Regions from separate parts of the Homo sapiens genome. Here regions 1, 2, 3, 5 and 6 are each linked to region 4. The links are chromatin contacts, found by Hi-C or POLR2A ChIA-PET in ENCODE. All regions are on one chromosome and are shown on one strand. The core of a region is the stretch at or near the end of the contact, and the rest is flanking DNA. Distances in the headings are between cores, read along the strand shown. Region 1 holds the start of ANP32A (acidic nuclear phosphoprotein 32 family member A). Region 2 holds the start of PIAS1 (protein inhibitor of activated STAT 1). Region 3 overlaps LOC101929129 (a long non-coding RNA gene). Region 4 holds the start of SIN3A (SIN3 transcription regulator family member A). Region 5 holds the start of TLE3 (TLE family member 3, transcriptional corepressor). Region 6 holds the start of FEM1B (fem-1 homolog B).

Region 1 (4,903 bases), core at 2,031-4,530, 6.6 Mb after region 4:
GAGTACTACGGCCGATTGCCAGTGATGTGATTCAAGCTCAAGAACAAAAAGTTGAGCTGTGGGTATATTAGCTTGACTCATAAAAAGGATGCTAACCAAAGGGTCTCCATCTTTAGAGACCAAACAAGGGCAAATGTGCTATTGGTGCAAAAGTAATTGTGGTTTTGCCTTTTTTAAAAAAAATGGTAATTACTTTTGCACCAACCTAATAAAATGGCAATAGTAACGATATGGTTATTTGTAAAACAGTACTCTCCTACACATTTCAAAAGAGCCTAAGGACACTCATTGTTCATGTCTTTGAGAACAAAATAGGCTGCTCATTTATTTGGAATGGTTCTTGATGGAGGATATTCTGGAAGGCGGGAAGATCTTTCCTTCCTGGGCCATCTATCTCTCTAGGGGGTTAAACTTTGAATTGTATCTCATTTATTCTTCTCAGTGTGACTCAAACCTAGTTTCAGAGGTTAGAGACTCTACATCTTTCAAACACAATTCCTGTTGTAGAATTACTCAGTAGATAGGAACTCTTACCTGTTCCCAACTCCGTTTCAAAATTCAGCCAAGATTCCTTGATATGGGATTTCTTTCTATATTTTCTGAAATGCAGTGCCACTTAGAACACTTATTTACTATTATAATATACAATAAAATGTAATTTAAAAAACAACTTTGTAAAATAAGATATTTGTAAGAGCAGTGGTTTTTTTTATATTTGGTCATGTTGTGTGGGGCAAATACAGCTCAGCTTTGGCTTTACTATATTCCTTTTTTAATAATAAAAAAGCAAAATCATATGAAAATTTTCTTACATATAGATCTATTTGTAAAAGCAAAAGAAAATTTATTTCAAGTGTGTAAGGAAAGCGGAAATTACTCAATTGGTTATACATATACTTTTGGATATTTCAATTTCTGTAACGACTGACATCCAGTGAAGCCTTCTTTCAATTTTCTAACATTAATACAAAAGTCATCAAAATGTATAAATGTAAGATGCTTCTAAAAACAACTGTCACATTTAACGTTTTGATTTAGTAATCAGGCCATGATTTTTTCGATTCTAATTTGTTTCTGTACTTTCTCTTTAATGGGGGAGGGGGTGGGCTTCTAAGTCTTCCTCTTGAGTCTTTGTACAATAAAGTGAGCTATTTGCTTCTATTTAGCAAAGCTGGATGGGGCATATCTCTGCATTTGATTGGTTGGTTTTTAAGGGATTACTCCTCTGGAAAGACACTGTCTCATATTGCATTGCTAGCAGCGTGGTCTTAACTGTGGTTAAACTTTTAAATTGAAAATGAACATTTACCATCAAAGAGAACACAAACTTCAGGACTCCTATGTTACACAGATCATACACACCATATTGACCTGTTTTGATAAGAGTTCTGTTTGAATACAATCCTAAACACCATATCCAGAAATAACAACTGTCTCAATGGCATAAATAGGAAATTTGGGGTTCCTCATGTATTACAAAGAAGCCAATAAAACTTAGAATAAATTCCAACTATACAAATAGGCTTCAATAAGATTAACAAAATCTGAGGATGACAGGCAAGTCAACAAGTTAAATAAATTATACTATTTATACCCAGATAAAATAAAACAATGACTTCTAACTTTTATGGTGCATTTCCCACCTAATCAGAGTAAACATCAGACTTCAAATTCCATTTATCATTTTATCTGAAAGAATTTACTGAGTAAAATCCTTAGTTGCAGGGCTTTACACTTGCAATCCATCAGGTTGCAATATTAAAGTTACTACAGCTTCTTCCCCAGTGTAAGCATTCTGTATGTGTTTTATTTACATTGTCACTTTTTATTTCCTCCTCAACTTCGTATGTCTAAGAATGAAACTGGATTGCTATTATGCAACAGTATTTTAACTTTGCAACATACATACTGGCTTATCTCTCCTTTGAACTCCTGTTCCTGAAAAATAAACATATGTATCCAGAAAAACTACCTTGAGGCGTGTGGGGAAGAGTGCAGACATGTAGAAACAAACACTAAAATACAGTCGTGTGGAAAGGTAAGGATGTATCTGTCCTCGTTGACAACAATCCCCGTGGTTTATTAACAGCCACAGGCAGCCAACTTAGTGCCGTAAGTCGGTAACCCAGTGGGCATCGGGGCTTTAAGGTCTCTTAAAACTTAATGTGATTCAAAAATACCCAAGGCAACCACGCCGAAAAACCAGGAGAAAGGGCTCCAGTTAGAGCCTCCTTGGCAACCCAAACCGAACCGAATGACTCAGGTGGACGATTAGAATAAACCGTGCGCCGTTCTCTTTCACTAGGTCTATAAAGCCCAGAAATTATGTTTGGTCCAGAAAACCAGGAGTTATGAGCACCTTCCTTTTCCACCTTTTAATATTCTACATATCTAGCAACGGTTCTTAATCCATGGTCTTCATTCATTTATTGCCTAAACAAGATCTTGGGTGTCTCTTGGTGATCACTTCTTCCAAGCTGACCTAATATGACAGCAAAGTGAAAAGCCTCTTCGTGGGAAGGGTCGCGACCGCGCGGTAAGTCATCCAAAAGTGGAAGCATCTTGCTTTTACTGACTTATGTATACGAGGGTGGCGATGGTGGCGGCCTGACAGGGACGAGGCCGGAGGGGAAGGGGCGCGCGGGCTGCTGGGCAGCCGCGGTGGGGGTGACGGGGGCAGCCACGCTCCCCAGCGCGAGCCGCCGGACCCGGGACCCGACGAGCCCCTCCCGGCATTGCACCCTGACCCCTCTCCTCCTTCCAGGCCTTTCATCTGCCCTCCCGCTGGGCAGCCCGCGGTCCCCGGACCTCAAGCCGCCCGCCTCCTTCCGCAACCCCGTCGCGCCGCCCCGCGAAGCCCTCGGCCGGGCGGGGACCCCGACCCGACCCCTCCGGCCGCGCCCCTCCCCCTCGCAGAACGCACCTGCGGCCCCGCCCCCGGCCGAACGCTGAGGCGGCGGCTGGCTGGCAAGGCCGGGCGGCTCGGCCCTCGAGGCACAGTCACCTTCCCTTCCCCCGCCATTCCGCCCACCCCCCTCACTCAGCCACAGAGCAGCCGCCGCGCTCCTCAGCCGCCCCGAAATCTAAAGGGGTCCGTCTCCGGCACCACTACCAAATGGCCGAGCCTCCCTGGCCGGCTGCGCAGCCCGCCCATTGGTCCCTTCCCCCCCCCGCCGCCACTGCCATTGGCTGTTGCCCGGAGACCCTCGGCGGCGATTGGCTCGGGCCGCTGCCGCTCGTCCATGGGGCCGCAGATCCCGCCTCCACGGCGATCAGGTTAGTGTGCGCCGCGGGTGCTGGGGGCTCGAGAACCGAGCGGAGCTGGTTGAGCCTTCAAAGTCCTAAAACGCGCGGCCGTGGGTTCGGGGTTTATTGATTGAATTCCGCCGGCGCGGGAGCCTCTGCAGAGAGAGAGCGCGAGAGATGGAGATGGGCAGACGGATTCATTTAGAGCTGCGGAACAGGACGCCCTCTGATGTGAGCATTTGCCAAAAATATCTCTGTCGGTCCATTCTCCTACTTTGTGTGTGTGTGTGTGTGTGCGCGCTGGGGGGAGGCACTTTTTTTGGGGGGGGGCGCCCGGGAGGTGCGGGTTTGGGGGTCGGACTGCAAGCGAATTGGCAAGGCTGGGGGGTTGCAATGCCATCCGAGCATGTTCCGGCTGCCGCCGCCGCTGCCCTTGGTGTGTGACTACCTGTGCGTGTGCTCCCGCGTGTGCGAGTGTGGGTGCGAGAGTGTGCGTGCGAGTGTGCACCCATCGGGGGCCGGCGGGCGCACGCGTTTGGGTCGGAGAGAATGAGGCGAAATCACCCTCGGAGATCGCTGCTCCCGTGACTCCGTCTGGGGGGAAGATTAACGAGGGAGGAGGAGGAGAGGGGCTGCCTCCTGGATTTAACAACAAAAAAAGGGGGTTTTACATTTTATAAATGTATCCCCCCTTCCGCCCCCCTCCCGCGCCTCCCCCCTCCCTTTCTCTCGCTCGCTCGCTCGCACACACAATAAGTTTGGGGCTTCGCGAGTCCGGTTTAGTTTCTGATAAATGTGGGCCGAGGCCCCCGGGGAGAGCGCGTGGGGAGGGGGCTGCAGCGGAGTTGGGAATGGCTGGAGTTTAAAGTGCGTCTTCATTTCTTTGCAGTGATGAGGCGAGAGACGGGGGAGCCATATTTGTAACTTTGTAGTGTTCGTGAACGCGCCCTTTCTCTCCCTCCCTCCCTTTCTCTGCCTCCCTTCCTCTCCTCCTCTTTCTCCCTCACTCTTTCCACCCCACCTTCGGGCCAGATGCTGATGTTTCTTCCTTTCCTTCCGAAGGGAGGATAAATTAGAAGGAGGGGGAGGGATTTTCGAACGTGCTAAGGCACAGATAATCCCCGCGTCTCCCTGCCTCCAGCGATCGCTGGTGCAAGTTGCCCAAAGGCTACGTCCCGGTGCCCCCTCGCCCCAGCTCCTTCCGGCTTCCCCAAGATGCCAGCCTTTGGGCCCTGGTGCCCCCCAGCTCGAACCCCCGGCCCGTCTTTCTCAGTGCTGGGCTTGTCGGCAGCCATTCGGCGCCTGCTTAATAAATGGGCACGGGAAACTTTGTCAGGACGCGAGCTGCCCGGAGCTGGCGCCCGTGGTGGGTACTGGCTGGGTCCACGTTTATGCGGGCATGGCAAACACGCAGCTCTAGGATGGGAGTTTGCCCGCTAGCCGCCGTTATTGATTGGGCAGCGGCGGGAGCACGGCCGGAGGAAACTTACACGGGTGGGAATCGCGAGGCTCGAGCGAAAGCTTACCCCTGAGGAGGGGGAAGGTGAGGGTGGGTGACTCGAACGCTGGTTTTTATTTCTGCCTCCCTCTCGCTTTCAAACCTGAGTGTTTTCGGCGAGTTGGCGGCTCTGGGGCGGAGACCCTGGCCAGCTCCCCT
Region 2 (4,547 bases), core at 1-2,500, 7.4 Mb after region 4:
ACTAAACCAAAATTATTCAAGCGGAGCCCCATTTGTCACAATCCAGTCATAAGGGTTCCACCACCCCCTCCCCCAACTGCTTGTGTAGTGGTATATCTGCTACGGTAAAGAAGCCATCATCAGGTAAAGATTGGGGTGGGAGAAAAGCGGGGAAAAGGGGGCACCCTTTCATCTAATTTCGTGAGGCGTGAGTAATTGGTACTGTTAAGAGGAACGTTCTATTTATCGGGGGTTGGAGTAGCATGAGGGGAGAATTTCGTTCAAATCAACATGGCCAGCAAGATGTCCCTACAAACAAAAGGCAATGGGGGGATATAAACACGAACCATTCACCTCCATCAGCTACAGCATCGCCATCATGGTGTGTGCAGAGACCCCCAAAGGCTCCTCTCACCCTCCACACCAGCTAAGGCAAAAGAAGGGAGAGAGGTAGCTGCATCCCCCCCTCCCAACACTGCTTCCAAAGACACACTCTTCGAGGGGGTTTCTCCCCTCGGCTGCCCGGAATCAGAGAGAAAGAGTAACGTCCCGCTCACTACCTCTCAGCCGAACCCCAACGCCGGCCCGGGGCTCGCTAAACTTTACCAGAGCTTCTCCCCCAGATCCCCACCCTATCGCCCCGGGATCGCGCTTCCCACAAGCGGGGCACCCCAGGCGCTTCCTGACAAGCGAGCAGCCGGGGAAAGCCGAGTCCGGGGCGGGGGCTACTGGGATCCACGGAGGGGCGGGGCGGCCGAAGCCAAGTTCCCGGGGGTCTGAGAAGAGCGCCTGACAGGAGCCCGGGACTGCAAAGGAGGAAGAGGAAGCGGCCACGGGGAGCTTTCCCAATCCCCCCTACGAGAGCACCCTGCCCCCAGCCCCAGCTCCCCATGGGGGGCAGGGAGGCTAACTGGAAGGTGAAAAAGCCGAGCCCATGAGACAGCTGCAGCCCCTACCTCCGGACTCCCTATCTCTTCCCCCGCCACCCCCGCCAGAGGCGCCCACAACAATAACACGCCGGGGACGACCCGTCAGCGCCCCCGAGGCACCCGGGGCCCGCGGCCCGCCGCAGGCGGGCCCCCTCTGCTGAGACCGGGCGCGCCTCTCTCCCTACAACTCCAGGCCCGGGTGGAGTCAGGCCCGAGAGGCCCCCCAGGGTCGGACCCATCCCCCCTGGCAGCAGCGGCGCCGTCTCCGCGGCCGAATATTAGAAGTGAATTCGAGCTGCGCTTTACCTTTAGTTCCGCACTGTCCGCCATCTTGCGTCTGTCAGCGCAAGCGCAGTGAACTTCGCCGGGGGCCGCCGCTAGACCCGCCCCTCTAGCCGGCCTGGCCCCGCCCCGGCCCGCCCCTCCACCTTCCCAGCCCGCCTCTAGCCTCCGCCCCGCTCAGGGCGCTCGAAGCCCCGCCCCGGGCACGTACAGCTGCGAGACAGGCACGTTCCATTTAAATAATGGCGCCAAGCGGCGAGGTTTGACAGTTACTGCCCCCTCGGTCTCCCTGCCCCCCATCCTAGCTCGGCCAGCTCCTCCCGGGAAGGGCCGGAGCGAGAGGGATGCTGGCCTGAGCCCCATCTCTCTGCGGTCCGCGGAACGCTTCTGCATAGCTTCGACGCCTACGGTCACAGAAACAATGCTGTCCCCCAACCCCCAATAAGCAAGGCTTTTTCAGCACCTGCTACCTGCGAGGCTACCAGTGGGCTAAAAATAGAAATCCATTACATTTAAGGGGCCCTTAATGAAGCATTTCTATCATTATTGGCTCAGATCCTCTTGATAACGAGGGGAGGTAGGCAAGGAAGAGATAATTCCCATGGTATAGATTCAGAAATGAAAGCTCAGAGAGGAAAAGTGACTTGCACAAACAAGTATTTTAACGAGGTGGCGTAAGACAAAATTTTGAAGGTGTTCATTAACATTTTTGTTTAAAAAAGTATTTATTTAGTGACCATCTGCTTGCCTTGTGCTAACGGCTAAATATACATTTTGAAATCAAAGTCCGTGCCCTTCTGTAGTTCTCTAATGGGGAATCAGAGAAGTGAACGAACAAAGATACAATTGCAAATGTTAGTGAGTACCAGAAAGGAGCAAAAGGTCATTGAGAGAGAGAAAGGGTTTGGGAGATGTACTTAATTCTGGGAGGGTTTTATCCACTAAATTGACATTTAAGTAGACTTGATGGAAGGATTATTTCATTCCTTTTCGTCTCTACTGAAAGCCTTCTATATACCTCCTCCCCAACCCCCACTTTTACTAATCAACTTTGCCTCATAACTCATGGAAAAAATGAAAGATATCAGAAATAAACTCCCTTATCTTCTCACCATCAAAACCACCCTTATCTGCATAGTAACATTTGGGTTGCTATGAATGAAGTGTCCCTGCGCCTAGGAAGGCCAGTCCCTTTACCAGTGACCGGATTTTTTTCACGCACATTCCTAAGGATTTTACTCTTACAATTACCTACCCTCCAGCATCGTTAGTTTTTTCCCTCTCAATTGAATTGCTCCTATCAGCATATAAATATATTGAAATTTCTCCCATCTAAAATAAACTTCCTTTGACTCCAAAATCGCCTCTAGGAACTGCCCTATTTTTCTGCTATCTTCATAAATTCTTAGAAAGGTTTTTCAAGATCTCTCCAATAGTGCTTGTTCCTACCTCTCACTTCACATTCACTTCTCAGTCTACCCTGATCGAGCTTTGGCTTCCATCATCTGTATCACTTATCAAGATTACTAATGATCTTGTTTCCAAAGGCAATTGCCAATTCTCTATCCATATCTCAATTGACCTCTCTGTAGAATCGCGAATAATTGACATGGTTCCTTTGATTTGAAACACTTTTCCCCCTGAACTTACCTACACGTCACAGATAGTCCTGTTCCCTCACTGGGCCTCCTTTTTGATATGCTGGTTTCTCCTCTTTGGCTCAATCTTTAAATGTTGGACTGCTCCAGGGCTCGGTCCTTGCATTCTTCTCTATTTTATCACCAGGTGATCTCATCTAACTGGTTGACTTGAAGTCTATATGCTCATGACTTTGAAAATGCTCTCTAGCCTAAACCTCTCCATTGTCAAGAAACAAAAGTAAAACAAATTGAGATTCAAGATCTCATTGGCATTATTGCACTCCTAGAATTGGACAAAACTTCATTCCACAAAATAGAATAAATGTTGCAATGAATCAAGCAGAGGATGTTAACTTTAGAGACAGAAAATAGACTGAAGAAGGCAGAAACAACAAAAAGCAGATTGGTTATATCAAAGTCACTTTTCTTTAAGGTGGAGACGTGGAGACAGAACAGTAGAAAGAAAACTGATTGGTTAACATTGGGTTACTTCAGGTATTCTATTTTAAGGATTAAAACAGGAAATTTCATTATCATGCCTGTTAAAGATTGAAACTTCTGTTTGGAAAATTGGCTATCTCTCTTACCATTTTTTGGAAAACCAGATAACTCAGTTTTGTTTTGGTGAACATGGGTGACACCATTTTGATTTTTAGTCTGATCTGGAGGCCTGATGCAGGAATTTGGTTGAAAACAATGGCATCCCATGATTTTTATTTAACAACCTAGGTGAAATTGTGACTAAGACTGAGGGCATTAGCACTACCCTCATTTAACATCATTCTGTGTTTCCAGTCTCAACACATCATTTATAGATTACAGTGTCCTCATGATTTTGTATTTCTGTCATTGCAGCTGAAGAGAGACCATATGACATTCAACAATTGGCTGTATGCAAATATGTAAAACTTTTTGAGAGAACATAATTGAGAATTGTGACTATCAGGAGGACAATGCCAAGAGTTCGGAGTATGCTTCTTAGCTAGGGTTGCCATAAACCAAACCAACTAAAATCAAATAGATCAAAGAATGAGCCAGATGAGAAATCTACCTGTTTTCACCAAGTAGCCTGCTAACTTTTTGAAACTGAGTCTCTACAATACCAGATTATTTATGTACAACAAGAAGTGACAGCAACAGCACAGATTTCCCCGTTTGGTTAGTACGCAGCAATTCTATCATCTAGCATCTCAGAAATGGGTTAAATTAAAGCAAAGAGTGCTAACTCTACAAAAGAGGCCACTAGTAAAATTTGAACAAACAGTTGCATTAGGGATGTTGCTAAAGTTACCCACTAGGTGGAATAAAAGCTCTCTTGGGTCCTGTAAATGTTTGGGTTTGACCCTTTATCAACTTACCCACAAAAACTACTAATTGTGAAATTTTAACTACAGCATTATCCTGCCAAGTGGAAGAGGTGGGCATAAGCAAGAAAAAATTAAGAAGGGAAGGAGTCTTATCATGGTAGCGAGTCTTATTCTGACAGTCTTGGAAAACGCTGTCCACAACATGATGTCAGCAATTTCTCATCCTGGTTTGCAGTTTAAATGTCTCTGGCTGTGGCATCAGGTGTTCTGCTAAACTCTCTATGTGGCTCCCTCATCAAGCATGGGACTTGTCCCTTGAAATTTATATCGAGTTGTTCAGCTTAGCAGTTTTTGTTCATGGTTGGAGAATTGCAGTCAGATATTGAAGGCAACAAGAACTCAGGATCCAG
Region 3 (5,081 bases), core at 1,754-4,253, 5.4 Mb after region 4:
TTGTAGAACTGACCTCAGTGTCCCGGTTCAGTGATCCTCAAACATGACTCCACATTAGAATCCTCTGGGAGCTTTTAGACCACACCCCAGACCCATCACATCACAATCTCTACAGGCTGCTTCCAGACATCAATATTTTTTAAAGCCCCTAGGTGACTTCAATGTGCAGCCACGGTTGAGAACCAGTGACCCCCAATTTATTTCCTCACCTGGGAAGGAGCCCCCTAGAGTGAATTACAGAGAGGCACCCCAGCACCAGATGCAGAACTCACATTTCCAGGCCCCATCAGTCTCCCTCCAGCTTGCCTAATCAACCCTTGACCCTAATTGCCCACAGCAAGGGGCAGAGTTCCATCACCACCAGCCAAACCTCTACTGCCACTTTAGGGAGAGAACTGAGCAAGAATCACTTTCTTTCATCCACGTGTTGGGGAGGGATGTTTCTCAGATTGGAGGAGACCACCTGCATGAGAATTCTTGAGAGCTTACTAAAATGCAGATTCACAGGCCCCAGCACACACCAGCTGAGTTGCAGTCTCTAAAAGCTGTGCTTGAAGCCTGCTGGTGACACACGGTAGGCTAGTCTGAGAGTCAGAAGACCAGGGGTTGAGTCCTAGCTCTGTCCCTGACTTGCTAGGTCACTGTTGGTGGGTCTGGCCTCTTATCTGTAACCTCTTGGGGAGTCTCATGAAAAGCAACAAAGTCTGTCTGAAGGAAGACTTTGCAGGCACAAGAGCGCTGTATAAGTCGGTTACTTTATTGTTATTGTTGGTTTTGTGCTTGTCATTTACACTCTCTGGGTCCTGCTATGACCTGACGCCTCAGTGAATGAATGCGGGTGGAGAGCTGGAGGGCTGATAAGCCCTGGAGATGCTGTAAAAATAGCCACATGCTGGTCATGCACAAGGTGTGGGGTGAGAGTGGTGTATCTATCAATGTCTCTGTGCCCTGCAAAGCAGGGATGATGAGCAAGGCCCTGTAATTATTATAGGGATGTTCTATTGCTCCAGCGAAGCCTGGACTTGAATGAAGTCTTGGAGAGAGGGAAGAGGAAGGCAGAGGAAATGGAACATTTTTGAGCACTAGCTACATACTAAGTAATCCATGAGGCACTTTCACGTATCAGTGCATCAAGTTCTCATGCTCAGTTTTACCCCCATGAGGTGAGAAAATGGAAACCCCAGAAGAGAAAACAGAAACTCAGAGTTACGACCTGTCCCGAGTCACTCAGGCAGCAATGGCAGGGCTGGGGTTAGAACCCAGGAAGGTCTGTTTCCTGAAGCCCCGGGTGTTCCCATGTACCACATGGCCCTCCACTGTATGAGAGCTTGCAGGCTTCACAAACAGCCTCTCAGCCTGCTGGAGGTGTCCAGCCTGAAGCCCAGAGCCCTTGAAGGATCTTTGCCCATGTGATGTTGGGGGATCACCCAGCCAGACCCCTGCCCTGCGTTCCCTCAGCTTTCTGGGGAGGATGAGAACATCTGAAGTCAATCGCATTCTAACAACACAGGGTTTCAAAGATAAAGATCAAAGGCAGAGGAGGTCAAAGAAACCAATGTCAGATTCCCCCCAGATTAAAGCAAAAGGAGCCGCACTCCCTGCAGGCTGAAGTCTCCAGGACGCCTGCCTGGAACCCGAAAAACTTCTCCAGCCTAGACTCTCAGCATCTGTCAGCTAGTGCTGTGGTAACAGAGGGCAGGTCACAGATGGACAGAGTCACACAGAACGGGTCAGGGAGTCCTGAGAGGGAGAGAGAGAGAGAGGGACAGAGATGGAGAGAGACACACAGGGAAAGCAAGACACAGCGAGCCAGACAGAGATGTTCAGAACGAGGCAGAGAAGAGAGACAGAGAGAGAGAGAGAGAGAGAGAGAGAGAGAGAGAAAGCAAAACAGAGAGCCACAGATGCAAAGTGAGGTATCGAGGCATAAAAATAGTGTCGGAGTAAAGCAGAGGCCAAGCCAGGCTGGGAGAAATCCTGAGCGCAGGACAAGGCTGGCCCCGGAGGCATCAGTGTGCTGTTGTGCAGGCAGAACTTTCCACTGATCACACCCCCTGCCCGTCAGCCCATCCTTGATCTGCCGTCCTTTGCCTCCACGTGGAGGCTGGCCTGATGTCTAGATGGAAGGCCGAGGCTCCCAGGCAGAGGCTGGCAAACAACCCACCAAACAGGCTGGAGGGGCCCCCTGGGGGTCAGGAGGGCTGCGGGGACCTGGGTCCTCAGGCCCCTTAGAGACTGGAAGCCTCCCACCCCCTACTCTGCTCATGGCCTGGCCAGACCTGCAGGGCCCCCATGGTCCCAAGCCCTCCCGCTGTGGCCTGTGCCTTACTTTCTCCCCTCTCCCTGTGTGCACCAAACTTGTGAAGCCCAAACCAGCCTTCCCCTCCTCCAAGAAACCCACTGGGATTTCTCCAGGCTTCTTTTGTCTGCATTGCAGCCTCATGGTTCAGTGATGCAGTGTTTGTGTTCTAAATGCCGTGCACAGAAGTTCTGTGTTCCCTCTTTCCATCTCGATGTCAAATCCTCTTCCCTTTCCTCTTCCCTCCCCTCCCCACCCAGGCCTCATGGCATGTGCACTAAAAGGCTTCCATGAGGTTCTGAAATGTGCTCTTTTCATTCAGAGAGTGCTCATTCCTTGACTGCCTTCAGCTGATCCTCAGTTCGGAGGGTAGGAAGCAGAGGACAGCGTCGTGCCCAGCCGACCGGGGAAGGAGGCCCAGGCAGGAAGCTTGTGGAGCTAGCAGAGCAGGTCTGAGGCAGGCTCAGCTCTCAGCCTTTTGTTATGGACTGCCCCCTGCCTCCAGCCTCTCTTCCTGAACCTCACTCAGGGCAAGAGTTGAGCATCTGCATTAGGCGGAGGCGGGGTTATTCCACCTTGCTGGCCTGGCTCAGACCTAAGAGCCTCATCCCCACGGGCCCAGCCTGCAACCTGGCCTGAACCTGCTCTCTCACTTCCCTTTCTCAGTGGTCAGCACCTGCTGAGCTCCCCACACCCTTGTTCCCACCCCTGCCAGGCACACCCTCTTCCTTTCCCCAGAGGCCTCCTTCTGGGCTGGTCCTGCTTGGCCAAAGCCAGAGGCAGGGCTACTCAAAGTCCAGTGGGGGGAGAAATGTGAACCCACAACCCACCCAGAAGGAGTGAGAGCCAGGCCATCGGGGACCCCCACATTCGCAGCAGTAGTTTCCCCACCAGACTGAAGTGTGTCTAGGGCTGGGGCCATGCCTGCTGGTCTCTGTATCTCCCAAGCCTAGCCCAGGACTTGGCACTTAGTGGATGCTTGGACAATTGCTGAGCAGGTGAAGAGGGTCCAGGCAAAAGACTGAAGCCCTGACAGCTTCGAGCTTCCCTGCCTTCCTTCCTGCCATCATGATGCCAATGACAAAGTGATGCAAAATAAAAATATCACTGAGCAAAGCACGAACAGCGTCACAGCTGATACCCACAACAACTCTGGTGCCCAAGGCACAGGAGGCTTGGTGACTTTCTCAAGGTTCCCCAAGCCAGTGAGTGGGGAGGGCACAGTTGGACTCTGAGTGTAAGCTCTTGGGCACACTGCTGGACCCCAGGAGAGGCGGGTTCTCACAGCTCCCCTGTGACCTGAGGTGAGTTCCATTTCCCCTCCGAGCTTCAGGCTCCTCGTGTGTGAAATGAGGTCTGAACTCCTTGGGTTCTTCATTCCCTTTTCTCGGTTAACATTTCCTAATAATTTAAGGGAATGAGATCACCTCCACCTCCCTTGATTAAGATTCATGCAATAGTTCGAGGCAAGACTCCTACCTTCAAAGATCTTACAGTATAGTGGGGGTGAGACATAGTCTATCTAATATTCAGACAGTGGGGCTGTGGAAGCCTCAGGGAGGGGAACTGGAGGCCTTCCTGGAGGAGGACGGGATGGGGTGGGCCCGCAGGGAGGAAGCATTTGCCCTGTGGATTTGTCAGGAGGGGAGGGGTGGGTGTGAATGGGAGTGTAGTTGAGAGGAAGAGTGCAGGAGGAGGACACCGGCCAGCTGGAATGGAGAAAGCCATGAGTTTCTAGCAATTTCCTTTTCCAAGCCCCTCTTGCAAGTGAGCATCTTTAATTTATTAAGGGACTGATTTGAAATCATCCTCCCTCTCTCCCTGCCCACACTCCACCCTCCACTGCCTATATTTCCCCTGACCATAAATTTCTTTTTAATGACAGTTTAGAAAATGAGCAAATCTCTAGTGACACTTTTATCACCCCCAGGATACTTTTAATAAGAGGTTTCGGTAGATTGCATTCTGGGAGTGGGGGGAGGGGGAAGGCAAGACGGTAGCTTCACCAACCTGCGCAGAGCTGTTCTCCCCGGTCCCAGCCCTGCAGCCCCCAAAACCACCCCTCTCCACCCCACCCCTACCTGGAGGCACCCCCTGACCTAGGACTGCAAATCCCTGGGTTCTAGCCCCCATGCTGACAATCCACTCACCTCGTAGCCTTGGGCACATCCCTTTACTCCTCCTCTCCCTCCCTCTCTCATCTGTAAAATCTTGCCTATGTGCAAGAGATAATTAGTGCAGACCTATTAATAATGGTTAAAAGCAATTAGCTGCCGACACTTGGTGCCACACCTAGTTACTCAGACTGGCAAATCGGGCCCCAGAATATTTCTCAAACTACAAACAGGGCCAGCTCAACTGGATTTGAAAGCATGGCTCTAACCACTCCACTGGTCACTGGGAAGTGTGTGTTGCAGGCCTCTTTTTGTGCTCACTCTATGTTAGATGTGAATGTACTGGAAAATCCATGCGGCACCTAAAATGTGATGTCTCCTTCAAGAGTTTTCAAATGAGCTGGGCAAGCAAGAAAAGCTGCCCAGAATAAGGTTGTGTCGGAAAGATAGCCTGACAGGGCTAGGAACAGGGTGGGGCAGCACAGGGGCGGCCCATGATGGATCCCTAGAAAGGGGAGATTTATGACATGGGATTGACTGGGAAGGGGAGGATCTAGAGGGAACTGTCACAGTTCAGGAGTAACAAAAATGCTGAACAGAAGCCATGAGCAAGGCCTGGGAAAGAGGGCCATTTAAGGAAAATCAACAGGATTTGGGGGCTGGCTGGA
Region 4 (4,815 bases), core at 1,793-4,292:
AGGTGCTGCTGCGGACCGCTCGGCGCGGATGGGGCGGGGGCGGGGGCGCGGGCGTGTGCGCGCCCACGAGGGGGTGGCCTGAAAGGGGCAGTGAAGGTCGGAAACTGGGAAAACAGTCTCCACGCTCGGAATCGGGAAAAGGAAATGCATCAGCGGGCGGGGAGGGGCGCGGGGGGCGCGCCTGTCAGCCGGGATGGCGGCCGCGGGCGGGTAGGCGGGGCGCCGGCGGGAACCGTCCCGGCCGGGCGGGGCGACGCCGGGAGAGGCGGCGCAGGGGCCCAGTCCACCGAGCGCCGGGCGGCCCTTGCCTGCACTCCTCGGCCCAGACTGTTTACTATCTACTCCGCCGGCGGCTTGTGCAACCCGCCTGCAGGGGAGCTGAGGGGCGGACCCCTTTCCTCTCTCCCACCCACCTCCGGCTCTCCCGGAGGCCCCGCCTTCTCTTGTCTTCCACTGGCTAGGCGAGACTCCCTTTTTTTCTCCTTCTTGGATGTGGATTGGATGACATTCTCCCGAGCTCCGCCTATCGGGAGGCCGGGCTGGAGTTTAAGTTGCTAGGATTTTTTTTTCGCGGAGGGAGGAGGGACGGTTCTTGCGGATGACGTGAGGCGCAAGGTCCCGCCCCCGCCTCTGATTGGTGGGGCGGGTAGCCCGGCCTCCTCCGGCGGAGAGAGCTGGGAGGGGAAGTCCACCCTTGCTCCCCGCCTCCCTCCGCTCTTGAGCGCGCTCCGCACATGTGTGAGGCCCGCCTAGCTCCTTCGAACTGCCCTCCCGCCCGGAAGTCCTAGGCTCGGCGCCCTTGGCGAGGGGGGCGGGGAGAGCCGAGAAGCCACACAAAGGTTCCACCGAGGCTCGAGACCTAGTAGCCTTCGGGGTGAAGCCAGGGGATTACAGTGCGGAGTGGATTTCGGGAGCGAAACTCCGGAGGTTCTGCTGGGTTTGAGATCTGCCTTTCGGGGCCGGGGCCAAGTACTAAAGTTCTAACCCTGTCGCTTGGCTATTTCCGTGCCCCTTGACTTCCCTGAGCTTAAGCTCGAGAACTCTGCAGACGCTGCAAGTGTCTGTTCTTTCCTAGGCATGGCAGCGGCTGTCCTTAGTTGGCTGTATCTGAGACTCTGACAACCTAGTGCCCTGGCCTGGGGCCCTTAGGCGAGATCTTAGCGCAGGTGGTACCCTGTGTTCACGGGAAGTCGTGGGCGGCCTAATGCTGGCTTGGGTTCTGAGTAGTTCTTGATACCATGGTGGGAATGCCCTGTGGTACTCAGTCTAGTGGTGGAAGGCGGCGCAAAGTTAAAAGTAGCCGTGGGTCAGTTCTGCTGGAGTGCCGCTTCCTCCTAACCTCCGAGCAGTTTGGCCCTGGGGTCGCTTCGTTGGTCTGACTTATTTTTAGAGCTCTGTCCTGGGGCAGGGCTTGGCTACTGGCGAGGCTGCTCCCACCTGTCGGCTACCCTTGGAGTTCACAATTCGCTGCTGTGGTTTCGCGGCTCGAAGCCATCGCTGGAGTCAGGCCCACCTGCTGCCAGAGCTCGTTCCTGGCCGTTTCCGCTGGATTGCAGAGGGAGGACAGTGTTGGACCTAGGCGTGGGTTCCCTGGGCGTGTCCCTTGGGGTCTTAGCTCTCTGGGAGGAGGGTTCTACTTATTCGGGAGAGCGGTAACAACGTAATCCCGTCACCTCTCCTGGCGCTGAGAGAGCGCCCCCCAAAGTAAGATCAGCGTCAGGCCCACGCCCTATTTGGTGAATAAATAAAAGCAAACTAGGAATTGAAAGCACTTTGTCTCACTGTGTGTTCGAGGCACTGTTACCTACACAGAGAGGGCACAGGAACTGCTATTAACACTCCCGGCCAAGGAGAAGGTGAACAGCCGTTATCTTATGTCCCCAACTACGGAAATTTTATCCATTCTCTGAGTGTGGCATGTCCCCAATGTTAATTTATGCCGTGGCCTGTTTTGGTGTTTTCCTCTCCTTTCTCAGTTCTGAGGATGCCTCCAGATCCACCCGGGAGATCGTGAGTACCTTGTGCCTCACGCTCCGCCTTCCGGAGGCTTGCCAGGGCGGTGGCTGTTAGAGCCCGCCTCTCTTTTGGTTATCTCCGCCCTCTTAGGACTGCATATTCAGCTCTAGGGAGTTTACTTCTCCGCCTAGGTCTCCAGACCTTAGTTCTGTACTCTACTTGGCTGAAAGGAGTTGCCAGCTGCTCCGGATATTTGTGTTTACAAGGACGCAGTGTGTAGAATGTAAACTGTAAAGATAACTGGACGGAAGGATGAGTTCTCATTCTCTCATTTTTTTTGTGAGGGAGTCCTCCATGGTGGGCTGCCTTTCCTTCAAATCCTAGGATGTGGAGTCTCCGCTGATGAGCTCCGCTCCCCCTCCTATCTCGGGCCCTGGAACTCCGAGCTTCAGTCTCTAGTGTAAACATTCCACAAAAGGACTGCTAAGGTTCAGCCTCCTCGCGCAGGGTGGAATTAGCTCCTTCCTAGACGGGCGCCCTGGCCAATGGAGGGTCCTACCAGCGCCAAGATATCCAATCCGACTCTTGGGGCGGGGCCTGGCCCGGCAGTGCGGTAGGCGGAGCCTGTTTCACTTACAGACATTTTACCCCACATCGGTTACTTACCTTACTGGGGCGGTGGGAGAGCCAGGGGTAGCCTTCCAATGCGATGACCAGCGGAGGCGGGAGCCAACTTGTTAGGCCTGTGGCTGAGACGCTGCAGGGCGGGTTATGTGGTGTCCTCCAATGAGACAGGAAGAGCTTCCCTGCTTCCTCCAATAGTGTTGGGGCTCGGGGGTGGGCTTCAGCAGTCCGTCTCCAATAGGCGGGGTTGAGTTAGGGAAGCTCCCCGCCAATAGGGGCGTGGAGAAGGAGAGCGGCTCCCCCTCCCCTACCAGTCGAGGGGGAAGGGGCGGGAAAATCATAAGACAGGCCTCGGTGGTTGGCTGAGTCTTTGACGGGCGGGTATTGCGTCCTGTATTGGAACGAAGCTGAGTCTTCCCTCTGCGGGGCGGGGTCGGGGGAGTGGGCGGGATTTCCCGGGTAACAGAGAAGCGGCCGCGGCGGTAGAGGCGGCGGAGACGGTTTCTCCATCTTCCCCCCTCCCCTTCCCCCCTCGGAGTTTCCCTCCCTCCCTCCCTCCCTCCTTCCCAGTCTGGGCACCGGAGCCTGTGACCGCTTCGTTAGTGGAGAGGTAGCTGGCAGTCCGCTTCGGCGGGCCTGTGCCCCGCGCCGTTCTCGGGGCCTCCCTGCTGAGCTCGCGGCTCACGCTGAGAGGGACACGCAGTGACGAGCGGCCGAAGCAGCTTTGCGGTGAGAGCACGCTGGGCCGGGGGCCGGGCGGGAGCCTGGTGGCGGGTAACGCCGGACTCGAGGGTGTGTATTTTGGGGGGGGGGGGCTGACCTCCTCGGCTTCCCGTAGAGCAGACGGGCGGGAGGTGTGTGGTTGTGTGAGGGGGGTGGGGGGCGGAGCGGGGTAGCTCTCCGCGCGGGAGGGGGAGGAGAGCGTAGTCCCGGTGCGCGCGGAGGGGGGCGGGCTCTCGCGCCGCCGCTCAGAGGCGGGGCCGGCGCGCGCGTGCGATTGTGGAGAAAGGGGCGGGGCCGGCTTCGCGCTGAGTGCAGTTTGCGGCCGACCACCCCCTCCCCTCCTCCTGGGGTGGGCGGGGCCTCGGGCTGGCGGCCGCGCTCTGGCCTGCTGGGGTCGGGGAGGGGTAGGGGGGGGTCTCCCGCGTGTAGATTCAGGGCGCGGCAGGGAGGGGGCGTGAAGTCTGAGTTCCTCCGCCTTCTTGGGATCCGGTTGGCCGGAGGGGCCGTACTGATCCGTGATGCCACTCCCCTTGGCCGTCCCCCCCTGCACCCCGCCCAGGCCCCGGGTTTCCGCCTCCTTGGCAATGAGGAGGTGCTAGGGAAAGCCCGCTGTCGGGTCTGGCTGGGAGTCTCGGCGCCTAGATCTGCCCCGCCCTATGTCTCCGTGGGGAGGGAGGGGCACCCGCCGACTGGGAGCTGTGGAGGTGTCAGGACTTACTCTTGTGGCTGGGTCATGCCTTCTGCCTGGGGGCACAAGGGCCCTGTGCCGGAGCTGCTTTCTCCGCTTTGCTCCATGCAGCGTGTCTGGCACCGTGCAGCCAGGAGAGTGGGAGCATGGTCACCCCCACTCCCCTCTTGGTTGTAACTATTGGGGCGAAGTGCCCAAGGTCCTCTTGTAGGAGCGTGCGTGGCTGGTGCTGGAACCCTAGATCCGCGGTGGTGATGGTAGGGGAGGGGCAGGGAGTCATCAGAGACTAGAAATGTGGCGGAGGGAAAACCTTCCCTGGGGTTCCCTTGATGTTCAGTTACCGTGGCTGTACGGGGCGGGGCTTCCTTTGAGCCAATGGGTGGTGGGTAGTAGACTTGGCGTCTGTTTCGGTGCGTTAGGACTTTAAACGAAGTTAGCCTTGAAAAGGCAGTGGAAGCTCCTCCTCTTTACAAGGCTGAGATTTATAACAGGAAAGTTTGGATTTACATTTTAATCTCAAAACTGGTCTGTTTATAAAGTAGGGTTTGTTTTTTTTTTTTAAGAACTCAGACTTTGAATAAAATACTCCGATATCTCTGACAGTTGTATTTTTGAATGCTTTCATTGTGCACATGGTTCTGCTATATAAACTTAGTTTCCTGGACGGGCGCGGTGGCTCATGCCTGTAATCCTAGCACTTTGGGAGGCCGAGGCAGGTGGATCACTTGAGGTCAGGAGTTCGAGACCAGCCAGGCTTACATGGCGAAACCCTGTTTCTACTAAAAATACAAAAAAAAGCTGGGCGTGGTGGCAAGCGCCTGTAA
Region 5 (4,823 bases), core at 445-2,944, 5.4 Mb after region 4:
CCACCCGTGACGTAAGGGGGAGGGCAGAGAAGGGGGAGGGGGAAAGGAAGCGCCAAAGAGGAGCCATTTTGTTTCTAATGAATGCTGCGGCCAGATGCTCGCATCTGTCGAGCCGGGCTTCTCCCTCCCCCGTCTTCGGTGCGCGCCGAAACACGATTTATGTTTTTATTTAGGAGAATAAATAAATGAAGAGGGGAGCGCGGTTCGGGGCTGGCGGCCGGAGCGGGCGCGGGGAGGTTCAGTTCTGAGGCGGGTGCTCACGTGTAACTCCCCGCGCTCCGGCCTCCGAGCGCCCGCTAGCTCTCAGCTCCTCATTAAGATGCAAAAGCGAACCTCCGGCTCCTAATGAGGGGAAAATATAGATCCGGGGACGCGCGGCCGGCTCGCGCGCGGGCTCGCGGACTTGCCGGGGAGGGCCCCGGGGGTCCCGCCTTGGCCGTCCACCGGGCGGTGCGCGCTTTGAGGTCCACTCCCTGCTTGCTCGTCTGCCCCGCCGTAACCCCGAGCGCGGGAGGGCGAGGCCATCGGTTTGCGGGCAAGCTGGCCCCGGAGTCGAGTGGCCTGTGCGACCAAGCGGGGGGTCCGGGGGGCCCGGGGCCGGGGCGAGCGAGCGGGGGAGCGTCCGCGTCCCTCGGAGTGTCCAGGCTAGCGACCGAGACACCTACAGGCTTCCGCCAACGCCGTGGCACTGCCGGGAGCAGGCTGAGCAAACCAGGTGGGAACTCGGAGTTCCCGGGCCTCGGCCGAGCAGGGTCCCGACCCCATCCCCAACCCCCTCAGCCTGGGGATGCAGTGAGGAGCCCGCGCGGCGAGGCTGCGTCGAGGGTGAAGTTGTGCCCACGGGGAAGGCGCCCCGAATGGGGCCAGCCGTGGCTGAGCCTGTTGTCCACGGGCAGCCGGGCCCTTCCATCTGCGCTGCCCGCCTAGCCAGAGTCCCTCAGACTTCTCCTCGCAGGCAGCCGCCGCACATCAAAGGAGCTGTTTATTTGGCTTTCTGAAAAGAAGGGCGAGTGAACAAAGGAGAGCTGGGGGCTAATGTGGGGGAGGCGGGCAGAAGAAGGGGTGAAGAAAAGGGGACATCCTGAGTTCCGAGCAAATTTTTAAAGGTCGGAGGCAACTTTAGGAGCCACCGTTTTATCAGTCCTAAATCTTTTGAAGTGAAAACATTAAAGTGACAAAGTGATTGTTTGTTTTATAGTATCTAATTGGGCTGCTTTGCAGACCTAATGAGATTAGAGGGAGGAATCGTTCGCCGCCGCTGCAGAATAAACTGATACATTACTACCAGCCACAGGTTTTGAAGATTGTACAGCTTGTCTTATTTTCTTTTGTTGTTATTCCTCTGTCTTCCCTCTTTCCTCCTCCCGCTAAATAATTATTTGCTAGTAGACCGTGGGAAAAAAAAGGAGGAAAAAAACTCGAGCAGCCCAGGACTATAATATATATCTATTTATTATATGTCTTTCGGTTAATTCCTGATCTGAGGAGCGCTGTTTTTCACTCCCATGCGAAAGTCACCAGCGGGTAGGGCCTGATTGCTACTTTTCATGCATAGTTTTAGACACAAGAGGGCATTGTGACGTCGCGCCCAGCGGCACCCAGTCGTAGGCCGAGTCCCGCAGCCCCACGTGGGGGCCCCGCGCTCCCATTGGCCAGCGCCGGACGAAGCTGCCACATTATTTTGTTACTTTTCAGTCCCTATTTGGAACTGCTCTCGCGGCAGTTCAGACCTCGTGCTCGTCCCCTTCGCCTGTCTGTGTGTGGTATCCGTAGGTCCGGGGCACTTTTTTTTTTGGTGTGTGTGTGTGTGCGTGCGCGCGTGTGTGTGTGTTGGGTGTGTGTGTTTTGGGGGTTTGCCGGGGCGCGGAGAGGAGAGCCGGGCCGAGGGGAAGGAAGGAAGCCGTAGAGCTCCCCGGTCTCGGGCTGCGTCTCCCCTCCAGCGCTCTCCTGCCTGTGCGCTCCGACGCGGCAGCGGCGGTGGCGCTGAGCGCTCCTCGGTGGGGACGCGGTGCTCAAGCTGGGAGCAGCGAGAACCCTTTGCGGAGGCTTCCCGTGCCCGCTGGACTTAGGATGCCAGGGCGTTTGATTTGCACCTACTGAGCCCGGAGTTCCTCCCCGGCCCTGGGAAGGGCTTGCAGCGGCGGCGGCGGCGGCGGCAGCGGCAGTAGCAGACGGAACAGCAGGCTCTCCTCTCCGAGGGGGGGCGTCGAAGCGCCCGCGCCGGGCTCCCGCCCTCACCCTCCGGCGCTCCTGCGGCCCCAAGCCACCACCTCGTAGCCCGCCTCCTTCCTCTTCTCGCCGCGAGCCCCAGGCCCGGACGCCTCTAGGATCGGACCCGCGCGCCCCGGATGCTTGGGGCTGCCCCGGCGCGCCCCCCTACAGGCGCGACCCGCTGAGTGACCCGGAGGGGGCCCGAGCTCGCCCCAGGAGGGGCCCCCGGCCTCGGGACCCCGCGCCGGACCTGCTGGGGAGCCGACGATGTCCGCGCAGTCCCAGGCATTGACGCGCTCGACGCAGCCCAGGGAAGGCGGCCGGCCGCTGCCCGCCGAGCCCTAGGCGCACAAAGCCCGCGCCCGCCGCCCGGCCCCGGCGCCCGCCGACGACTTTGCCGCCTGCTCCGCGGCTCTTTGTCTCCACTTGGGGCGGGCGCCCGACTCTGGGATTTCGCTGCGAGAACGAGCTGGGGGGGCCGGGGGCGAGCTCTCGGTTTCCCGGCCGCCCCCCGCTCGGGCTCGGCTCCCCCCTCCCCCGCACCTCCCCGGCCCGGGCTCTCGGCGCTTCCACGCTCTCGGAATCACGACCCCTCCCTGCCATGTATCCGCAGGGCAGACATCCGGTGAGTAATTGCAACTCGGTTTATTTAAGCATCTATCATGGCAGGGTAAACGAGGCAGTTTATCTGGCACCTCCATTTTGCTTGTTGCTACCTTTATGGTGTGTGTGTTTGTGTGTGTGCTCTCACACAAAGGGGGATGCGGCCGGGGGGCGCCGTTGAGAGAGGAGGTTAATTCCGCGCGAGTGGCGCGGGGGGCTGCTTGTGTTCCAGGGGGAGCTGTTCACGCGGTCCCCGGCCCCGCTCTGAAGTCTCCCAACTCACCCGGCTTGTCTCCCGCCCCCGCCTTACTGGGGAGAGGGAGGCCCTTGGTGAAAGGCATGGGAGCCCCGCTGCCGACGGGGAGAGATGGGGCGCCCCCCCTCCGCCCCGTCGGAGAGCTGAGAAACTTGCTGGGAAGGTTCTGGGCTGAGGGTGGCCTCTTTTGGTTGGGCGCCGTTGGGGAGGGGCCGGGGCCGCTCTGAGCGCGGTCTCATGCCCCCGCCCCCTCCCCTGTCTTGTCTTCGCGGGCTCCAGGCTCCCCATCAACCCGGGCAGCCGGGATTTAAATTCACGGTGGCTGAGTCTTGTGACAGGATCAAAGACGAATTCCAGTTCCTGCAAGCTCAGTATCACAGGTAAGGCCGGTGGGGGCCGCCCCGGGGCTGGCGGGGAGGGGTGGGTCCCCTGCGCGGCTCCTGCCATCCCCCGCGGGGACGGAGGGGGCTCCCGACCTAGGGGCGGCGGGGCAGCCCGGGCCTCCGCCTTTTGTTTCCCCTTTCCGAGCGCGCCGCCTTAACCCTTTACTGCCCGCAGCAGCCCGGCTCCCAGCGCCGCCCGTGGGGTCCCCGAATGAGGGTCTAGGTCGCGGCGAGCGGGTTCACTCCGGGTTCTGGGTGTCGGGAGCCAGCGTCAGGGTCCTACTCCCCTGCTGCCGTGATAAGTCCTTTGGCTCGCGGGAAGTTTCGAATTGTTTCACATCCCCCTCCCCACGGCGGGGACCCAAATCCCCCCGCGTCCCCAGGCTGTGGGATAATGGGGGCGCCCCCGGGGGGGTGTCAGGAAAGTGGAAAAGTGGCTCTAGAGGCCCTTGGGTCGGGGCCTCAGAGGAGGCTGTCCAGGCGCCACGCCTGAGCCGGCTCCTCCTGCCCTCGCAGCCTCAAAGTGGAGTACGACAAGCTGGCAAACGAGAAGACGGAGATGCAGCGCCATTATGTGATGGTGAGATGCGGCCGCGGGCCTGGGGGGCGGTTGGGGCGCCGACCCCGGCCGGGGGCGCGGCGTGGATCTGGGGAGATGAGCGCCAGGTCCCCACCACCGCCCAGCCGCAGGGCGGCCCTGAGAGAGGGCATAATCTGGTCTTGCCCTCCCCTTCCCCAGCTTCCATTGCCGGGGCCACTTGGAGGAGGGTGAGTGAGGGGAGGGGCAGAAAGAGAAACCCCGATTCCAGGCCGGAGACTTCTGTACTATCTTTATGTGCCTTTAATTTGTGTTTTGAAAGTTTCCCAGGGGCTGATTGCCATTGCCCTATCTTGGCTAGTAAGATAGGATTGGACCAGCCCATGTGAAATTAGGGTTGGTAAAAATCTCTCTTAGTGACCTCCTGGGAGTGTTTGGAAACTTTTCTGCTTTGCAGCTGGGATCTAGCCAGAGTAGGACAGAAGCCCTCCTTCCCCAGGGTGTTGTGAGGAGTGGAGAGGCCTTGTAAAGCTCTCTCTGCCTCCACTCCCCTCCTCAGGGATCCCCCAGCTGGGTATCTTCTCCACGCTGGGGCAGTAGGCAGACTGTCTTCCTTTTGCCCAGCAAGTTTTAATCTTCATTTGTGAGAGGGCACGGCTCCCTGCACTGCTTTCCACATAAGAGGCCTTCGACACAGTGCTAAATAACTCTCAGAGGACAAGAGGGTCCCAGTGTACACACGATTCCCTGTTGAACCTGAACCTTGTATAAACAGGATATAGGGCACATGTGGTGCTTGTGGGAGGGAAGGCCCAGCTCCCCTTACTACCAC
Region 6 (4,620 bases), core at 53-2,552, 7.2 Mb after region 4:
CCGCTGACCTCCTTAATTTCTGATCAGTTACATCACCAGTTCCACTAAAAGTAAAACCTGGAAAGGCAGCCACCTCCTCCAAATGGCTTGTTCACAGACTATCTAGTAGAGAAGACGACTATTAGATTTCAAGGCCGAGGGTGTGGTTATCTTCCCACAGAGGGAATGAGGGGTAGGGGCTGATGAGGACGGGCAGCAAAACATGGGATGGATTATTAGCCCTGGAAGATGAAGTGGGCATTAGTGGGGCAGGAGGTGGTACAAAAAGGGGAGAAGTGAGTACCTACATGAAGAGAGGGTAAGAGAGGGTGAGGGAGGGGAGGGCCCGTGAATTAACGAGTCCGCGCGCGTCGGAGAGAGGCTGGCTTGGGATGTACCTACCCGTCGAAGCGGACGGTGCCAGTCTGCTGAGTCTGCACCCGGTAATGTTCTAAGAGCAAGCGTACCACCTTTGCGTGTCCATTGCGGGCTGCGATGATGAGGGGCGTGGAGCGCTGCCCTCCCTGCTGGCTGACATAGCCAAGCAGATAGCGGATGTCGCTTTCAGACCGGTTGAGAAGCAAGGCGGCCAGAGTCAGCACCTTGCCCTCGCTGGCCGCCTTGTATACATAGCCAGCCAGGCCCTCCATGGCCGCCGCCAACTCCAACACCCGTTTGGTCGCCACCGCTGCAGCTGCCGTGCGCCCCCGGAGGCCGCGTTCGCCAGCGCTTTAAACCTGGGCCCTCACAGCCCATTCAACAGGGCGCCGTCGCCGCCGCCGCGCCCAGGCAGCAGTGCGGCCCAGGGAAGGCGGAGACGCAGAGGAGGCCGAGTGCCGCGAAGGGCACGTCCGCGACCCAGCCCGCGCAGGGAGGAAGGCGGTCAGGGCCGCCCGCCAGGTCCCAGGCGCCGGCCCTGGACCGAGGGGATCTCCATGGCGGACGCCGCCCCGGGCCTCAGGCCGGACCCCTCCTTCCTGCGGGATGCGACAGGCGCGTGCCCGAGCTACGGGTCGCCGGCCGGGTCCCGAGAGGACCTCGCGCACCCCGGATGGCGAAAGATGGGCGCGTCTCTCCTGACCCGGCCCACCCGGCCTAAGGCCTAACACTGCCTCCTCCTGCGCTTTCCGCCCTTCGCCGTCCCTGACTGGAGGAAACCTGCAGGCTCTCGTCCGCCGAGCTCAGAAGTGCCAGGCGCTGCCAACGGCCCCGGAGATCCTCGCGTAGGGGCCCCCGGGGCGATGCGGAACGCTCCCGCAAGAGCGGCGCCGGAACTTGGGCGGGGAGGAAGACGAGCTTTCGCAGACAGGGCCGGGAGGAGAGGGCGGGAGCGGGAGGGACGCTAAGTGGGGTGTCTCCGCCTAAGCCGACCGGCGGGCACACGCGGGCCCGGTAGAGAAAGGTTCTGCTGCGCGTAGTTGGCCCATCCCGTTTGGGCCTGGATGTCCTCAATGTCCTTGACTCCTGGAACCTCCTCCTGGCCCCTAAACGGCCCTGAGGGTCTCCAGCCAGGGAGTGGGGGCGGAGTGAGGGCGCTAAGCTGATGGGCTAAGGAGACCACCCTATTTTACTATAGACGGTGCGGGTCCTGCTTCTGCCCCTGAGCCGGGGTTAGGGAAGGGGTTGCGCGTACTCGGAGGGTCCATTTCAGGAAAAGGGCGGCGTTTCTGAGTTCCCGAAATGTGGGAGGGCTTGAGAGCCACAACACCAGGCTCTGAGAAGGGACTGGAAGTACGGCCTGACTTTCCCGGAGAAAGGGGTTAAGTGTGAGAGAAAGATGGGAGCGAAGGGGAGCTGCGCTCGCGGTGGAAGGAGCGAGGTATCCTGGGAAGGAAAGCGAGTCCCGCGTTCAGACAGAGCAGGAATCTCATCCTGAGCCGGCAGAACCTCCGTTTTCTCACAGACATCACAAGATTGTTGTTAGGATTTGAAACGATCGTTTATCCAATGAATATTAGAGGTCGACTACGTGCCAGGCTCTGCTTAGCACTAGGGATTCAGTAATGGAACAAATAAGTCAACAAATGATAGACAAGATCAGTTGAACTGGTATCATTACCATTTGCTCTGAAGCAAATGAAATAGAATGATGGGGGCACTCATTTAGTTTGGGTGATCAGACAAGACCTCTATGACAAGTGACAAGAACAGACGGTATTCTAGGCAAAGGGGACAGCTAATATAAAAGTCCTGAGGAGGGAACAGTCTGGTGAGCTCGGAAACAGAAAGGTCAGTGTGGCTGCAGCAGAGTGGGCCACAGTAAGAATGATAGATGAAGTCAGAGGATGCAACACACGTTAGGGCCTAATAACCCATAGCAAAGGGTTTAAGTCTACTCTGTGATGGGGGCATTTGAAGGGTTTTAAAGAGGGAAGTGACAAGATGCTATTTGTGTTTTTTAAAAAGATCACTCTGGCTGCTGTATGGAGAATAAACTCTGGAAGGCAAGAGTAGATAGGGGGACAGGCCTTGGATTAGGATGGTAGGAGTGAATGGTAGGTGATGAAGCTTCTGGGACAGTCTCAAAAAACTCAATATGAAAGTGACTTCCTCCCTCTTCCTCCCTTCCCCAAAGGACAAAATTTACCATAGAGAAAGAACAAATGCATTTATGTGGCTCCAAGGGACTGGGCTCGGCTCAACAAGTTCACATACATTATTTTATTTGAACCCCACCATTCCAATTCTAGGAGGTAAAGGCCTCACTTCCATTGCAGCTATTGGTGGAGGTGTGGGTCACTTCTCAAATTCTCTCCATTCTACAGCTCAGCTTTACCCACTTATTGCAGATCCCTACAGAAACACGAGTTATTTTTCTCCTTACCATAAACAAAAACAGCATTGGCAATAAGGGCTGAAGGTAAGATTCTACTGGTAGCGTCTCTGAAATAGCTGATAGAGAAGTGGGGGAAGCTGGCTGGTTTATTTGGGGACTTCAGGGTCATGAAAAAACCCAGTGTTTGACAGGGACCCAGGCTTTTTGGTCTCGGATTCACACATTCAGATGTGTGATGACTTCCTTTTCTGGCTCCATACGGCAAGCATGCACCTCATCTACCATCTGTCTCCTCTCTGCCTTTCTATCTCTCTCTGTCTCTCCATATCTCTAACTCCGTCTCCCTACCACCCTCCCTCTCCTCTGCCAACACACTTTGATTACCTGGGCACAAGCTGACCTGGAGGAGTGCCTGGCTCTTTAGAAAAACCATCTCCTCATAGCCTTTTACCCTATTATGTTCCTGAATCATTCTACATTCTATTCCGAACCAACTTTCTGAAGAAGGTGATGTAAAAAAGTCCAGACACAGGCCCCTTCTTCCAGTTTTGTTTTCTAAGGGAGACCTGATTCATCCAGACTCATTGCTGAATAAGAGACTCCCTTCTTCCTCGTGCCCTCTCTACCTCAGTTTGGTGGTATAACTGGATGGGTACTACAAGGGGTGACTGCTCCAAGGGTCAAGCTAGAGAGGGGCTCAGAACTTGCATTGTGTGGCCTCCATCCCAAGATGGGAATACCTCTTTGCTCCAGCAGCCCAAAGTCAGGAGGTTTGGGCTGCTGTTTTCTTCTGTGTTTATCAAAGTTGCTTCGTATAGGCTTCTGGGCTCCCTTGGTTTCTTAATAGCTATTGGCTGACTGGAGACTATTTAGTTGCTTGTTTACCTGGGCTTAGAGGGTGACGTTTCTGTGGTCAGGTTGTGCAAATCTGGAGAGAGGATATGTAAACAGGACAAGGCTGCTTTCCCAAAGGCCAGGGCCCAGAAATAGTTCCTTGTGCTTCTGACCTATTTCCTCCTCCCTGGACAGAAAGCCACTGAGCAAATGTGCAATAGTAAAACATAACTACAAGTAGCTATATCCTGATGGAGATTGATTTGCTGATGACAACAAACTGCAGCCTTCCACCTGGAAATAAGGCAGGACTGACCTTTCCCCGCACTTTGCTTCCTAGGCATTATAGTGGCCTATGAGCAGAATTTGCCATGCCTTCCATGGAGCATTCTTTTTCCAAGTCAGGTCAATCCAGCCTGCAGCTGTAAGTCAATGAAGTTCCTCAGATAAAGTGCATGCAAAAATGTTATTTTTCAAGCACCAGTAAAGACACTTGTTTTAATCTTATACCCCTTGCACGTACTATAGAGGAAGAGGGTGACCCTTAGTGTTGAATAGATCTGGGTGGGATTTCCATATCTATGGACAAGCTGTGGCTCTGGGCCAGTTTCTACATCTGTACAATGGAGTCAAATCTTTTCCTTGCAGGGCTGGTGTGATGGGAACATGCCAGCTTCTTCACCAAGCCTGGTCCTATGAAGGGGTGCCTCAGTACATACTAGTTTCTCTTTCCTCTTATTCCCCTCCTGCCCACCTGACAAAATCCTTCTATTTTGCCCACGTTACAAAACTCTTCTATTTTGCCCACCTGGCAAAATCCTTCTATTTTGCCATTAACCTGCTCAAGAAAGGACTTTGTCCCCATCTGCATTTTCTCTGCAAGAATGTGCCCGCCTCTAAGAATGGAGAGTAAACCCATGGTATACAAGGGGCTGGGGAGGCTAATTCACAAGAGTTCAGAAATTCCAACAGAGCTGCACAAGGATGATGTCAGAAATAAGAGTGATAACTCAGAAACCAGTGACAGTCTA

The links. Hi-C counts contacts between places; a loop is a spot of excess contacts on that map. ChIA-PET counts read pairs that join two places held with the same protein, here RNA polymerase II (POLR2A). Pooled maps may share reads with other maps.
Region 1: a map of naive thymus-derived CD4-positive, alpha-beta T cell shows a loop between it and region 4 (35-fold over the local background). The contact joins the promoter of ANP32A here to the promoter of SIN3A in region 4. A Hi-C loop is called at or near these places in 1 of 168 maps with a recorded cell type or tissue (naive thymus-derived CD4-positive, alpha-beta T cell) and 5 of 50 pooled maps. POLR2A ChIA-PET finds 5 or more read pairs at or near these places in 1 of 52 experiments (activated CD8-positive, alpha-beta memory T cell).
Region 2: a pooled map shows a loop between it and region 4 (22-fold over the local background). The contact joins the promoter of PIAS1 here to the promoter of SIN3A in region 4. A Hi-C loop is called at or near these places in 3 of 50 pooled maps. POLR2A ChIA-PET finds 5 or more read pairs at or near these places in 2 of 52 experiments (B cell and CD4-positive, alpha-beta T cell).
Region 3: a loop to region 4 is called in a map with no recorded cell type, with 14 times the contacts of the local background. The contact joins the enhancer-like site here to the promoter of SIN3A in region 4. A Hi-C loop is called at or near these places in 1 of 37 single-sample maps with no recorded cell type and 2 of 50 pooled maps. POLR2A ChIA-PET finds 5 or more read pairs at or near these places in 1 of 52 experiments (activated naive CD8-positive, alpha-beta T cell).
Region 5: a loop to region 4 is called in a pooled map, with 19 times the contacts of the local background. The contact joins the promoter of TLE3 here to the promoter of SIN3A in region 4. A Hi-C loop is called at or near these places in 5 of 50 pooled maps. POLR2A ChIA-PET finds 5 or more read pairs at or near these places in 2 of 52 experiments (CD4-positive, alpha-beta T cell and Panc1).
Region 6: a map of gastrocnemius medialis shows a loop between it and region 4 (16-fold over the local background). The contact joins the promoter of FEM1B here to the promoter of SIN3A in region 4. A Hi-C loop is called at or near these places in 1 of 168 maps with a recorded cell type or tissue (gastrocnemius medialis) and 4 of 50 pooled maps. POLR2A ChIA-PET finds 5 or more read pairs at or near these places in 1 of 52 experiments (naive thymus-derived CD8-positive, alpha-beta T cell).

What each region holds. Positions count from the first base shown.
Region 1 is chr15:68,819,272-68,824,174 of GRCh38, reverse strand. ANP32A (acidic nuclear phosphoprotein 32 family member A) reads left to right here and starts at 3,280. Exons shown (of 7, transcript NM_006305.4): 1 at 3,280-3,477. The coding sequence starts at 3,424. RefSeq lists enhancers at 1-718, 4,000-4,581, 4,582-4,903 and silencers at 2,739-2,798, 2,869-3,028, 3,079-3,328, 4,829-4,903.
Region 2 is chr15:68,051,018-68,055,564 of GRCh38, reverse strand. It overlaps PIAS1 (protein inhibitor of activated STAT 1), which reads right to left and starts at 1,250. Exons shown (of 14, transcript NM_016166.3): 1 at 1,215-1,250. The coding sequence starts at 1,238. RefSeq lists a silencer at 952-1,451.
Region 3 is chr15:70,012,938-70,018,018 of GRCh38, reverse strand. All of the region lies in intron 2 of LOC101929129 (a long non-coding RNA gene), which reads left to right. Among named protein-coding and RNA genes, the nearest start is that of MIR629, 64 kb to the left of the region's middle. RefSeq lists enhancers at 1,158-1,207, 2,614-3,117. Within about 2 kb of position 3,003, at least 4 of the 41 ENCODE cell types and tissues checked have a DNase peak (open chromatin) inside an H3K27ac peak, as active enhancers do.
Region 4 is chr15:75,449,917-75,454,731 of GRCh38, reverse strand. It overlaps SIN3A (SIN3 transcription regulator family member A), which reads left to right and starts at 3,042. Exons shown (of 21, transcript NM_001145358.2): 1 at 3,042-3,309. RefSeq lists silencers at 1-357, 3,078-3,177, 3,398-3,897 and enhancers at 448-547, 1,627-2,158, 2,388-2,437, 4,148-4,277, 3,705-4,624 and 3 more.
Region 5 is chr15:70,094,788-70,099,610 of GRCh38, reverse strand. TLE3 (TLE family member 3, transcriptional corepressor) reads left to right here and starts at 1,694. Exons shown (of 20, transcript NM_001105192.3): 1 at 1,694-2,836; 2 at 3,350-3,450; 3 at 3,970-4,033. The coding sequence starts at 2,813. RefSeq lists enhancers at 1-374, 462-1,436 and silencers at 367-516, 587-666, 2,256-2,425, 2,436-2,555, 3,276-3,705.
Region 6 is chr15:68,274,427-68,279,046 of GRCh38, reverse strand. FEM1B (fem-1 homolog B) reads right to left here and starts at 1,302. Exons shown (of 2, transcript NM_015322.5): 1 at 382-1,302. The coding sequence starts at 629. RefSeq lists enhancers at 463-662, 405-1,306 and a silencer at 693-1,022.